2 separate regions of the Homo sapiens genome follow, and region 1 is linked to region 2. Evidence: read pairs that join two places in POLR2A ChIA-PET (ENCODE). Cell type or tissue: PC-9. All regions are shown on one strand. Each heading gives the region's core, and the rest is flanking DNA. Links, peaks and the distances in the headings are about the cores only.

Region 1 (5,361 bases), core at 217-5,216, 190 kb before region 2:
TCTCAACACCTTTGCACTACCAGGGTAATTCCAGCCACTCCCAACTGCCCCCTGACTCTCTGCCCTCCAGCCTCACTGGCTGTCTTTTAAATCTTCCGATTCACCTAGCCACACTCACGGCCAGCGCCAAGTCTCAATTCTCCCTCTAAGAACATGAGTGTGAGTATTTGACTCCCACCACCTCTCCGCCCCCATCACCAGCATCTACAATGCTCTCCACGAAGGGTTCGGGCCTAGTCCGATGCCTGGCACAGGGCAGGAGCTCCACAAGCATTTCTGGAGTGAACTTGAGAATTAGGGAGAGGCTTGTAGAGGAAATGCCATTTCAGGTGGGCCTGGAAGGGCCGTGGGATCTGTCAGCCTGGTAGGGGAGAGGAAAGCGCTGTAGGCAGCCTGAGAGAGAGGACTGGGACCTTCGGAGCCTCAAGGGAGACTGAGGGGCTTGAAGACTAAGGAACTCAATCTTATCCACGGGATAGGAAGAGGTGGCAAATGGGGCTGGAGAGGCAGGTAGGGGTTTGAGGGACTGAAGTCCAGTGGAAGCCACTGAACAGTTTTAGGCCAGAGAGTGACACGATCTTATATAATATTTTGAGAAGATCCCTCTGGGTGCTTCATGGAAGCTGGATTAGAGGGTGAGCTTCGGAAAAATGAAGTGGCTGTGGCCACTGCCCAGGGGACACGGGGAGTCTAGAAAGAAAAAGCTCCCTTCAGATCCTCCTGTTACAGGAGTCAGCAGGCTCCCCCGAGGAAACACCTCCCGCCATTGCACATTGTTAAATCCACTTCAATATTCCCTTTTACCTCCTGTGTCAATCACCACCGTGAAAAGATGCGTAAGTAAACTGATGGTAACAGCAGATTTGGTTAGATAGTAAGACGTGAGCTTTAAAAGATGAGGTAATAGGCCAGGCATGGTGGCTCAGGCTTGTAATCCCAGCACTTTGGGAGGGGGAGGCTGCAGTGAGTAGATATCGCGCCACTGCACTCTGCCTGGGTGACAGAGCGAGAGAGTCCATCTCAAAAAAAAAAAAAAATCACAAAATAATAATAAAATCAAGAGGTCATGCAACATAATTGAAACTCTTGGCTATAATGTGGATTACTGGGAAATTTCCCATATAATGTGTGACAAAATGTAACTGGAAATTGATGGGGCAGTGAGGAGGCTGGGGAGATGAAACAGACTCATTTTCTTCTTAATAGGGTTAGGGTTTGCCTTTGGTTTTTTTTTTGTTTGTTTTTTTTTTTTTTTGGAGACAGAGTCACCCTCTGGCTGGAGTACAGTAGTGCTATCTCGTCTCACTGTAACCTCCTGGGTTCAAGCAATTCTCCTACCTCAGACTCCCAAGTAGCTGGGACTACAGGCATGTGCCACCACACCTGGCTAATTTTTGTATTTTTAGTAGAGATGGGGTTTCACTATGTTGGCCAGGCTGGTCCTGAACTCCTGACCTCATGTGATCTGCTGCCTCGGCTTCCTAAAGTGCTAGGATTACAGGCATGAGCCATAGCACCCGGCCTAACTTTTGTGTTTTTAGTAAAGATGTGGTTTCATCATGCTGGTCTTCAACTCCTGACCTCAAGTGATCCGCCTGCCTCAGCTTCCCAAAGTCTTGGGATTACAGGTGTGAGCCATTGTGCCAGGCCTGCATTTGTGATTTATGTAATTTAAACATTTTGGATCAAGTGCAGTGGATCACACCTGTAATAGCATCACTTTGTGGAGCTGAGGTGGGCAGATCACTTGAGCCCAGGAGTTCAAGACCAGCCTGGCCAACAAAGCAAGACCTGGTCTCTACAAATACATTTTTAAAAAAAATTAGCTGGGTGTGGTGGTGCACGCCTATAGTCCCAGCTACTCAGGAGCTGAGCAGGGAAGATCTCTTGAGCCTAGGAGATCAAAGCTGCAGTGAGCTGTGATTGTGCCACTGCACTCCAGCCTGGGCAACAGGGCAAGACCCTATCTCTAAAACAAAAGGGAAAGATCGAAATGTTAAATTTATTTATTGGGGATTATAATTGTTGTTGGTTTTTTGTGTCTGTGTTGGAATTTGAGTTGAAACAGTCTGACAACCCTGTTCACTACCTCTGGCAGCTCAGAGTTCAGCAGCTGCCCACTCTGCCTCCAGCTTCCCTCTGGCCCCTCCCCAGGGCTGGGGTGGGATCCCACAGGGGATCTCCAGCCCGGTGGCCAGTGGAGGTCAGGAAGAAACCAGAGCTCACCAGCGCCAGGGGTCCAGGGCTGAAGAAAAGCTCTTGGGCTGGGTTCCAAGTGGGCAGGGGGCTCAGCATCTGATGGTTGGGCTGTGTCCCTGTACCCATCAGCCAGCTGGGACCACAGTGCTTTTCCTGCAGGGGCCCAAGTTTCACTCACCAGCCTTTTTTATGGGTGGGGGGAGGGGACGGAGTCTCCCTCTGTCACCCAGGCTGGAGTGCAGTGGCAGAATCTTAGCTCACTGCAACCTCCACCTCCTGGGCTCAAGTGATTCTTCTGCCTCAGACTCCCAAGTAGCTGGGGTTATAGGTGCCTGCCACCACACCTGGCTAATTTTTGTATTTTTAGTAGAGACAGTTTCACCATGTTGGCCAGGCTGCTCGTGAGCTCCTGAGCTCAAGTGATCCGCCCACCTCAGCCTCCCAAAGTGTTGGGATTACAGGCGTGAGCCACCGCGCCCTGCTCACTCACCAACCTCTTCAACGCCCAGCTTAGAGCTGCTGGTCTCACGAAGAAGCTGCCACGAACACACAGCTCGTTCCCTCCCTCAGGTGGAGAGAGGATGACACAGAGGCAGGGGAAAGGTTGGAGCTAGGGGAGGTAGGTGCAAGTGGGCAAAGGACCCCAGTGTAGGGGAGGGGTGAAGACAAACTGCCCGTGTCACTGTTCTGTATGGAGCTGCATCTGAACCCAAGGCAAGTCCCTGCCCTATTCTCCACCTGTTCCCCTGCTGTTCTTCTCAGACAGTAATTAATCTTCCAAGCAGCACATTATCCGTGGGATAAACTGTGGCCTCTGAAGTCTTCGGTCCTGGGTCTAACTTGGGAGGCTTTGGGCAGAGTGTCAGTTATGACACCTTTCATCACAAGTGGCTGGTCAGCATGACTTAAACAGTCCAGGGGATTCACTGCAAAGTTCAGCCCTGCAGGCCCGGCTTGATCCAGCAGCTCACAGGTGTCACCCTGCAGCCATCTTCCTGTCTTTCTTTCCACTTCTGTGTCAGCGTCATCTCAGGCCAGCTTTCATCATGGTGGCAGAATGTCTCTTGCTGTGGTTCAAGCAATGAATCTCATCTCTACACATCTTAGAGTCCAGAGGGAGCTAGAAAACATCTTTCCCAGAAGCCATCTCCCACAAAGGAGTACCCCAGACTGTCCCTGGATTACAGCCTCACCCCTGTGCCCAGGCAAGGTAGTAGTTATGGTAATGTCAGTGTGATCCTGGGCCACCTGCCCCACCCCAGCCCAGGGAGTCAGCACTGGGGTTTGTGGCGGGGGAGACGGGTACCCAGAGAATGATCAGGGGAGAAATGGAGAACAGAGAAGGGTCATGGGAGGCCGCTCCGTTGCCTCTGGCAGCCAGAAAACTCCAATTTTTTTTTTTTAAGACAGAGTCTCACTCTGTCACCCAGGCTGGAGTGCAGTGAGATCTCGGCTCACTGCAACCTCTGCCTCCCGAGTTCAAGCAATTCTCCTGCCTCAGCCTCCTGAGTAGCTGGGATTACAGGTGCCCGCCATCACGCCTGGCTAATTTTTGTTTTGTTTTTAGTAGAGTCGGGCTTTCACCATGTTAGCCAGGCTGGTCTCGAACTCCTGACCTCAGGTGATCCACCCTCCTCAGCCTCCCAGAGTGCTGGGATTACTGGCGTGAGCCACCGCACCCGGCCAGAAAACTCCAATTCTTAATTCCTTACCTGTAGTGGGGGGTCATCATCTCTACCTTACTGATGTAAGGCACAGGACAGTTCAAGAGCGACAGTAACGTGCTGCCACCGTCACTGGGGTGCTGTAGCCGATGTGAACTCCCTCCCCGGCTAGCTTCTCTTCTGTGAAGGTGAGGTCCGGGCCACCAAGCCGCTTGCCCACTCCACACAAGGTCCTTCTCTCCGAGGGACGCGGCAGGGGCCCGAGGTGGCCAGCAGGTGGCAGCGCCGCGGCAGCCCGGGTTTGGCATAGCTCGGGAGCGGCCTCCGGGAAAGGAAGGGGTCAGGCCTCTCCAGGCAGCCCCCAGAGCCCCTCGCCTCCCTGGGCGCCCCACTCGCAGATGCAGCAGGGCGGGTTCGCGGGTGTGCGGCCTGCACCTGGCGGGGCTCCGGGCTTGGGTGGAAGCTCTGCTGTCGCCATCTTGACGTCTGAGTTACTGCTGAGCAGGAGCCCTGCATTTTCATTTTGCGCCAGGCCTCTCAAACTGTGGTCCTGGGTGCCAGGACTCCTGCTGCCTCGGGATCCCGCCACTTTACTTCCCAGAAATGCGCTGAGCCCGTCCCTTTCCTGCCGTTGCTCAGCCTTCCCGGGGCTCCCTGACCATGCTTGTCTCCAGCTCACCGGCCTTCCAGAAGCCTGGAGAGGGCCGGGACCCCACATGGGGAGGACGAAGAACCCACGCAAGGAAAACGGGGACCCTACATGGGCATGGGGCAGCCATGGGGAGGAGGGGGACCACGTGGGGATAATGGGGCCATACGTGGAGAGGAGGGGACCCTACAGAAGGCCTGGGTTGGGCAGTGCTGGGCTCTCGTCGGAGGGTCAGGTGGCGCTGGCGGCCGGCAGGAAGCCCTGGGTAGCGGGTGGCGGGCAGCAGGTCCCGGGCTGCAGGCCCCGTGGAGAGCGGAAGGCGCGCGGCGAGGCCCGGGCGGGAACCCAAGGCTGGAGGCCGGCCCTAAGAGTGCTTCCCTAGCAGCCCCGGCGGGAAAAGAAGAGAACAAAGTCTAGGAGTTCCGGGACTTCCCCGCGGTGGCAGAGGAGGGGGCTGCCATTGTCAAGGCGGCACAGAAGCCTCGGGTTCGGGGACCTTTGCTGGAGGAGCTGGGGCAGGGTAGGACGGGGGCCGCAGGGGCCTCGAGAGCGAACGGGGAAAGGCCGCGGCGCCTGCAGAGCACAGTCCATGCAGTTTGCCCGGGGCGCGGGCCTCTCGAGTGTGCTCAGGAAGCCGTGGCTCCTCGGGGCGTCTGCAGGCCTCCCAGCATCCGTCGTGCAGACCTGACGCCACCTGCCACCCGCAGACGCTGAGACCCGGAGCCCCTCTGCCCCTGGGCTGGCCGCGGAGGCTGCCTCTGGGGTGCGGTTTCCCAGGCTGTGTCTTTTCAGCGGGTGCGCAGGTTCCCGCCCTCCCAGTGTCCCTTCCTGCGGTCTGGACGTGGGGGC
Region 2 (5,361 bases), core at 167-5,166:
GCCCACCTCACCCTCCTTCCTGCAGGAAGTGTGGCTTTGCAACAGTGGCTGGTCTGAGGAACTGCCTCCTAGGCTAAGCCCTCTGGCTACCTCCCCAGGCCTCAGGGATCCCCCTGGAACACACCTGCAGTCCCGTCCAAGGCAGGCTGTGTACTCTGAAAGAGCCCTGGGGTTCCAGGACAGAGCCCACCGGCGCTCACTGGCTAGAGAGCCTGGGGCAGTTCACTCTGCCAGCCGGCCCCCAGTGCTCAGTCCCAGCTCTGCCAGCCAGCATGTAATTTTTCTGCCTGTGAGAGCGTGAGCCACCTGAGCCGGCTGAGCTGAGTGGGCAGGACCAGAGGTCAGGACCAGAGCCTGGGTGCAAAATGCAAACATGGCCCCGTATGCAAATCACTCAGTTGTTTGTTCCTTCTCTCCTGACAAGGGCCAGCCACACCCAGATGCCGAAAAGAGCGCGCATGGCCTGGTCCCTGGGTGTCCTCAAGAGAGGAGTGGGCTGGGCACCTGATGGAGCACAGCAGCGCTAACCTCTGGGGCAGGACCCAGCTGAGCAGACGGCCCTTTCTCTTCGGAGCCGCGAGCCCTCGGTCTCCGCCCGAGGGAATTCATAGCATTCTGCCTTTCCTGAAATCACTCCTGTCCCAAGTGGAGTCATCCCACAGACCATCAGTGATGTCTGTTTCCCCAGGCTCAGGGCAGACTTTCAGTCTGGGGCTGAGGTGGCCCTGTGTGTCTAGGGGCTGATGTGGGCAGACCTTTGAGGAGCTGGCTGGGAACCCCTCCCCCGCCTTCATAACAGGGACCACTGCAGGGTGGTAAGCCAGGCCCACATAGCTCTTTTTTTTTGCCCAGCTAATTTTTTGTATTTTTAGTAGAGACGGGGTTTAATCATGTTGGCCAGGATGGTCTTGAACTCCTGACCTCAGGTGATCCACCCACCTAGGCCCCCTAAAGTGCAGGGATTACAGCCATGAGCCACTGCACCCGGCCATCCACATAGCTCTTTCTTGCCTGAAAGATCCTGGGCCAGGAGGGAACTAAGCTTGGGACCCTGCCTCAAAGGATGCTGGGCAGGGTGACGCCAGCACTGGGTGGGTAGCAGTCCCCTGAGGCTGCGGGTGGCAGACAGCTGGGCCACGGGGACCCTGGGGAGTCCCAGATGTTGTCTCTTTCAGCTCACTGCTTCTCCGAATGTGACGGGGAGACTGGGGAGGCCACAAGGAGGAGACGAGGGGCCCCCACGGGGGTTTACTGAGGAGCACACAGTGCGGGCAGTGGGCCATCTGTCCCAGGGCTGGGCCAGGGAGGGGCTTCCCAGTATCAGCAGGCAGGGCCGCCCTCAGGCCCAGCTCCCCCAGGAGTGCATGGCAGGGGCACCTGGCTCAGGGCTGAATGGAATGAGATGGGTCCAGAGCACCCCCTGCACACAGTGAGGCTCAGGTGAACCTGGGAATGTTCAGGGAGAGGCACAGGAGAAACAGGAGGCCTGAAAGGGAGGGGCCTGGCCTGAGGGCAGATCTGGAGGGAGGGCCCACCCGCAAGCTGCTTCCCTCCGGCCTGCTGGAGGCGCCAAAATCACCCTAGCCCGGGCCCCACCCGACAGTCTGAAAGCCCTTTCTCTTTCCATACTGGGGGAGGTCTGAAAGCCCTGGGCAGGGACCGACGTTCTGATTTCACGGCAGACCTTGTTTTCCACCAAATCAGTGAGCCCTGGTTCTGGAGGGTCCTTGAAATCTCCCCTAAGAGCTTGGTCAGAGCCTCGGAGGAAGGAGGCGTTTGGGGGAGGAGACTCAGATCTGGGAGGCCGGGTCTAGAAGGTCCGGCCCATCCTTGGGACCCCAGAACCTGGTCCCTGAAAGGCATGGCCCCTCCTGAGGCACTGACTCTGGGGACTGAAGCCCCCACAGAGCTCTCACTTCCAAGGCCCCCCAACCCTGGGCCACTGGGGAATCCCTGCTCCCTCCCCTTCCCCACCCATCCTCTTAGGCTCCTTCTCCTCCCATCCCCCAGGGAAAAGAGGGCCCGCCCCCCACGCCAGGGCATCCCACTTCCTGCCTCTCACCGGCAAACAGCTCCCAATCCCAGTCCTCAGTGAGGAAACGGAGGTGTGTCTGACCCCTCCCAGCCAGGCTCCACCACAGTGCTGGCCCTTGACTGTATTTGTCCGTCCTGTTGGCTTCCTCCAGGTCGGTCTTGTGTTCACACAGGGTACTCTAGCCCACCTCCCTCCTGCTTCCCTGACTTCACAGCCTCCATATATATATATATATATTTTTTCCTTCTCCTTCCAGATGGAGTTTTGCTCTGTTGCCTAGGCTGGAGTGCGGTGGCAAGATCTCGGCTCACTGCAACCTCCTCTTCCTGGATTGAAGCGATTCTCCTGCCTCAGCCTCCAAGTAGCTGGGATTACAGGCGCCCACCACCACACCCAGCTAATTTTTTGATATTTTTAGTAGAGATGGGTTTCCCGAGTTTCACTGTGTTGGCCAGGCTGGTCCCAAACTCCTGACCTCAAGTGATCCGCCCGCCTCGGCCTCCCAAAGTGCTGGGATTACAGGCGTGAGCCACCAAGCACGGCCCCGCAGCCTCCTTCTTGAAAGAGATGTCCACACCCCATCTGCCCCTCCTTCTCCCTTCCTCATTCCTCAGCAGCTGGCCTCCTGCGGCTGCTCCCAGGATCTTCTGCAGAGTCTGGTCCAGCCAACCCCACCTACCTGGCTCCACATCCACGTCTTTTGAGCCCTCCTCTTCTCCGCCCCATGGGTGCCCGTTTCTCCAGGCCTGCCTCTCTGCCCTCCTGTCCTCACCACAGGCCCTTCTTTCTGCCTGGGCCTTCTTTCTGCCTTCCCTCTGAGAGTGGAAGTGGGGAGGCTGGGAACAAAGGCTGGCATAGGGCACCCTGGGTGCAAAGAGGCCTCACTGTGTACCAGCTGGATGGCCTTGGTTTCCTCAGGCATAAAGTGAGGTTGGTAACGTGGAATTGGCCTCTGGGTCCTGTGAGGACTTAGAGGCACACATCCAGGCAGCTGCTGCACACCCAGGGGGCTGAGATTTGCCCAATGGACTCTGGCACCAGTGCTTTCAGCCACAGTGAGAGGTTTGCAGAGGGCTTCATAAGTCCTCAGGCATTTGGGCTGATCTGGGAGTCCCAGTGACCCAAGCAGCCACACACATTCCCACACAGCTCAGCGCATTACTCTTCCAAGCAAGGGGCAGGCGCGTTTTGAGGGCCTCGACCATTTGTACGGAACACCGTGTTCTGTCTGCTGCCACTGGTCTCAAGGAGGACGAATCCCCTCGACCTTACCCCACCCTGGGCATCTCCACCCAGAGCCCTGGGACGTGAGGGCTGGGGGCTGGCAGCAGATGGGTTAACTCCTGGCCTGGCTCCAGAAGGATGCCCCGTCAGCCTGCAAACCCCTCTGGACTCCTGGCACCCCTCCCCTCCCACACGGCCCCTCTACCCTCCGACTGAAGGGCACAGGGGCTCCCCCAGGTGGCCAAATGCACGAAGGCCAGAAACGGGGGAGTCCGGCAAAGACTCACTGCAAACAGCTCGCCCCTTCCGCCCCATAAATACAGCTCCCTGGTCGGACCAGGTGTTCTGACTTGGGATTTGGAAAATCAGGCCACCTGTATGTGGATTTGCGTCTGTAGGAAGCCAGCGGCTTTGCAGCCCAGGTGTTGTAAAGTATTCTTAGCAGGCTGTGGGGGAACTGCTTGCAGCCATTCTAAAGCTGTGGCAGGGTTTAGAATGACACACTCTGCCATGTGTCATGGGTCACAGGACACAGAGATATGGGGACAGGAAACAGCCCAGAGGCCCAGCTCGAAGCCAGAAATGCACCAGTAACCACTATCATGTATAACATGCCTCTGTGTGCCTGTCACCATGCTCAAGGCTTTCCATCCCTCGTCTCATTTACTTCTCACAACAGCCTAGGAGTTAGGCACTCTGATTCTCCCCATTTAGCAGATGAGGAAACTGAGGCTGAAGTTAAATCCTTTGTCTAGAATCACACAGCTAGACAAAGCCTGAACTTGAACTCAAATATGTCTGCCTCCCAGCTCTTTGCTCTTTTTTTTTTTTTTGAGATGGAGTCTCGCTGTGTCGCCCAGGCTGGAGTGCAGTGGCGCAATCTTGGCTCACTGCAAGCTCCGCCTCCCCGGTTCACGCCATTCTCCTGCCACAGCCTCCCGAGTAGCTGGGACTACAGGCACCCGCCACCGTGCCTGGCTAATTTTTTTGTTATTTTTAGTAGAGACGGGGTTTCACTGTGTTAGCCACGATGGTCTCGATCTCCTGACCTCGTGATCTGCCCGCCTCGGCCTCCCAAAGTGCTGGGATTACAGGCGTGAGCCACCATGTCCGGCCTTTAGCTCTTTGCTCTTATGCAAGCCTGCCTGTGCACAGGAAGATGACTTGGCCAAGTAACTAGAGAGCCACGAGTATACTCGTGAGATGCTCATCAACGAGGATGTGCAACGCCTTCTTACCCCAGAAGCATGCACAGCAGGCGCTCCGCAATTGCAGCTGGAACACAGGGAATGCATACACATGAGAAACAGGAAGGCAGGACCCAGCTTCCCCCAAAAACAGCACACACAGGCACCCAGGGGCCCTGATACCTGCCAACAGCAAGATGTGTACAAGACTCAGGGCTTGGGTACTGGTCCTTCTAGACCACAGGCACCTAGACACCATTGAGTGAACCAAGATCCAGAAAGTTCCAGTGACAGGTTGTGGCCCACTCTCGGCTTACTGGCAGGCTGAGCTCCAGCATTCTCAGACCCAGACAGGTTCCTGGTGACAGCCATGCACAAGCAGGGAACACATCCATGAATGTGGGTTCAATCACACACGGCTCCACCCACATATACATCTTCCAAAGACAAAACCTGCTGCCACCATCTGTGCAGACACAGTTGAACACCTGGCCTCTTGGTCACACAGTTCAGCTCACAATGACAAGCACACACACGACACACACAGAGAGACACAGACACACGCACACACAATACAGACAAACACACGCACATGAAAGGGGGTCTCAGAGAGAAGGGGAAGAAAGGAGGAGCTGGCTCAGGAGCTGAAAATCCCTGCAGTCCCACAGACACGCAGGGCCTAAGCCCTGGGATCCGGCCCCTGGGCTGCAGACTCTGTCCTCAGGTGGCTGCCACCCACCTTCTGGGGCCCCGCCTGCCTTCTGTCTTCTGTCCTTCCATTTTATTTATTTATTTATTTATATATATATATATATATATATTTTTTTTTTTTGAGACAGAGTCTTGCTCTGTCACCCAGGCTGGAGTGCAATGGTGAGATCTCGGCTCACTGCAACCTCCACCTCCCGAGTTCAA

Evidence for each region. ChIA-PET counts read pairs that join two places held together with the same protein. Peaks named below come from ENCODE experiments on the same cell type or tissue, not always from the same donor. Only the 100,000 strongest peaks of a DNase experiment are listed, where the experiment ranks them.
Region 1: POLR2A ChIA-PET joins it to region 2 with 14 read pairs; 6 of 35 experiments call an interaction of 5 or more read pairs at or near these places.

Annotation. Positions count from the first base shown.
Region 1 is chr2:231,478,773-231,484,133 of GRCh38, forward strand. It overlaps LOC107985998 (a long non-coding RNA gene), which reads right to left. Exons shown (of 2, transcript XR_001739927.3): 1 at 3,912-5,361; 2 at 1-361. Among named protein-coding and RNA genes, the nearest start is that of NCL, 17 kb to the left of the region's middle. RefSeq lists enhancers at 1,815-2,327, 2,328-2,838, 3,222-3,361 and a silencer at 4,062-4,391. In PC-9, for the core only: CTCF peaks have their summits at 4,132 (motif pointing right) and 4,336; no DNase peak of the experiment used is centred there; H3K4me3 peaks cover 355 bases.
Region 2 is chr2:231,671,513-231,676,873 of GRCh38, forward strand. No RefSeq gene overlaps it. Among named protein-coding and RNA genes, the nearest start is that of PTMA, 34 kb to the right of the region's middle. RefSeq lists enhancers at 598-647, 624-1,736, 748-797, 1,298-1,347, 1,334-2,056 and 2 more. In PC-9, for the core only: CTCF peaks have their summits at 1,599 (motif pointing right), 3,497 (motif pointing left) and 3,702; DNase peaks (open chromatin) are centred at 1,549, 2,079, 2,639 and 3,619; H3K4me3 peaks cover 900 bases; H3K27ac peaks cover 1,813 bases.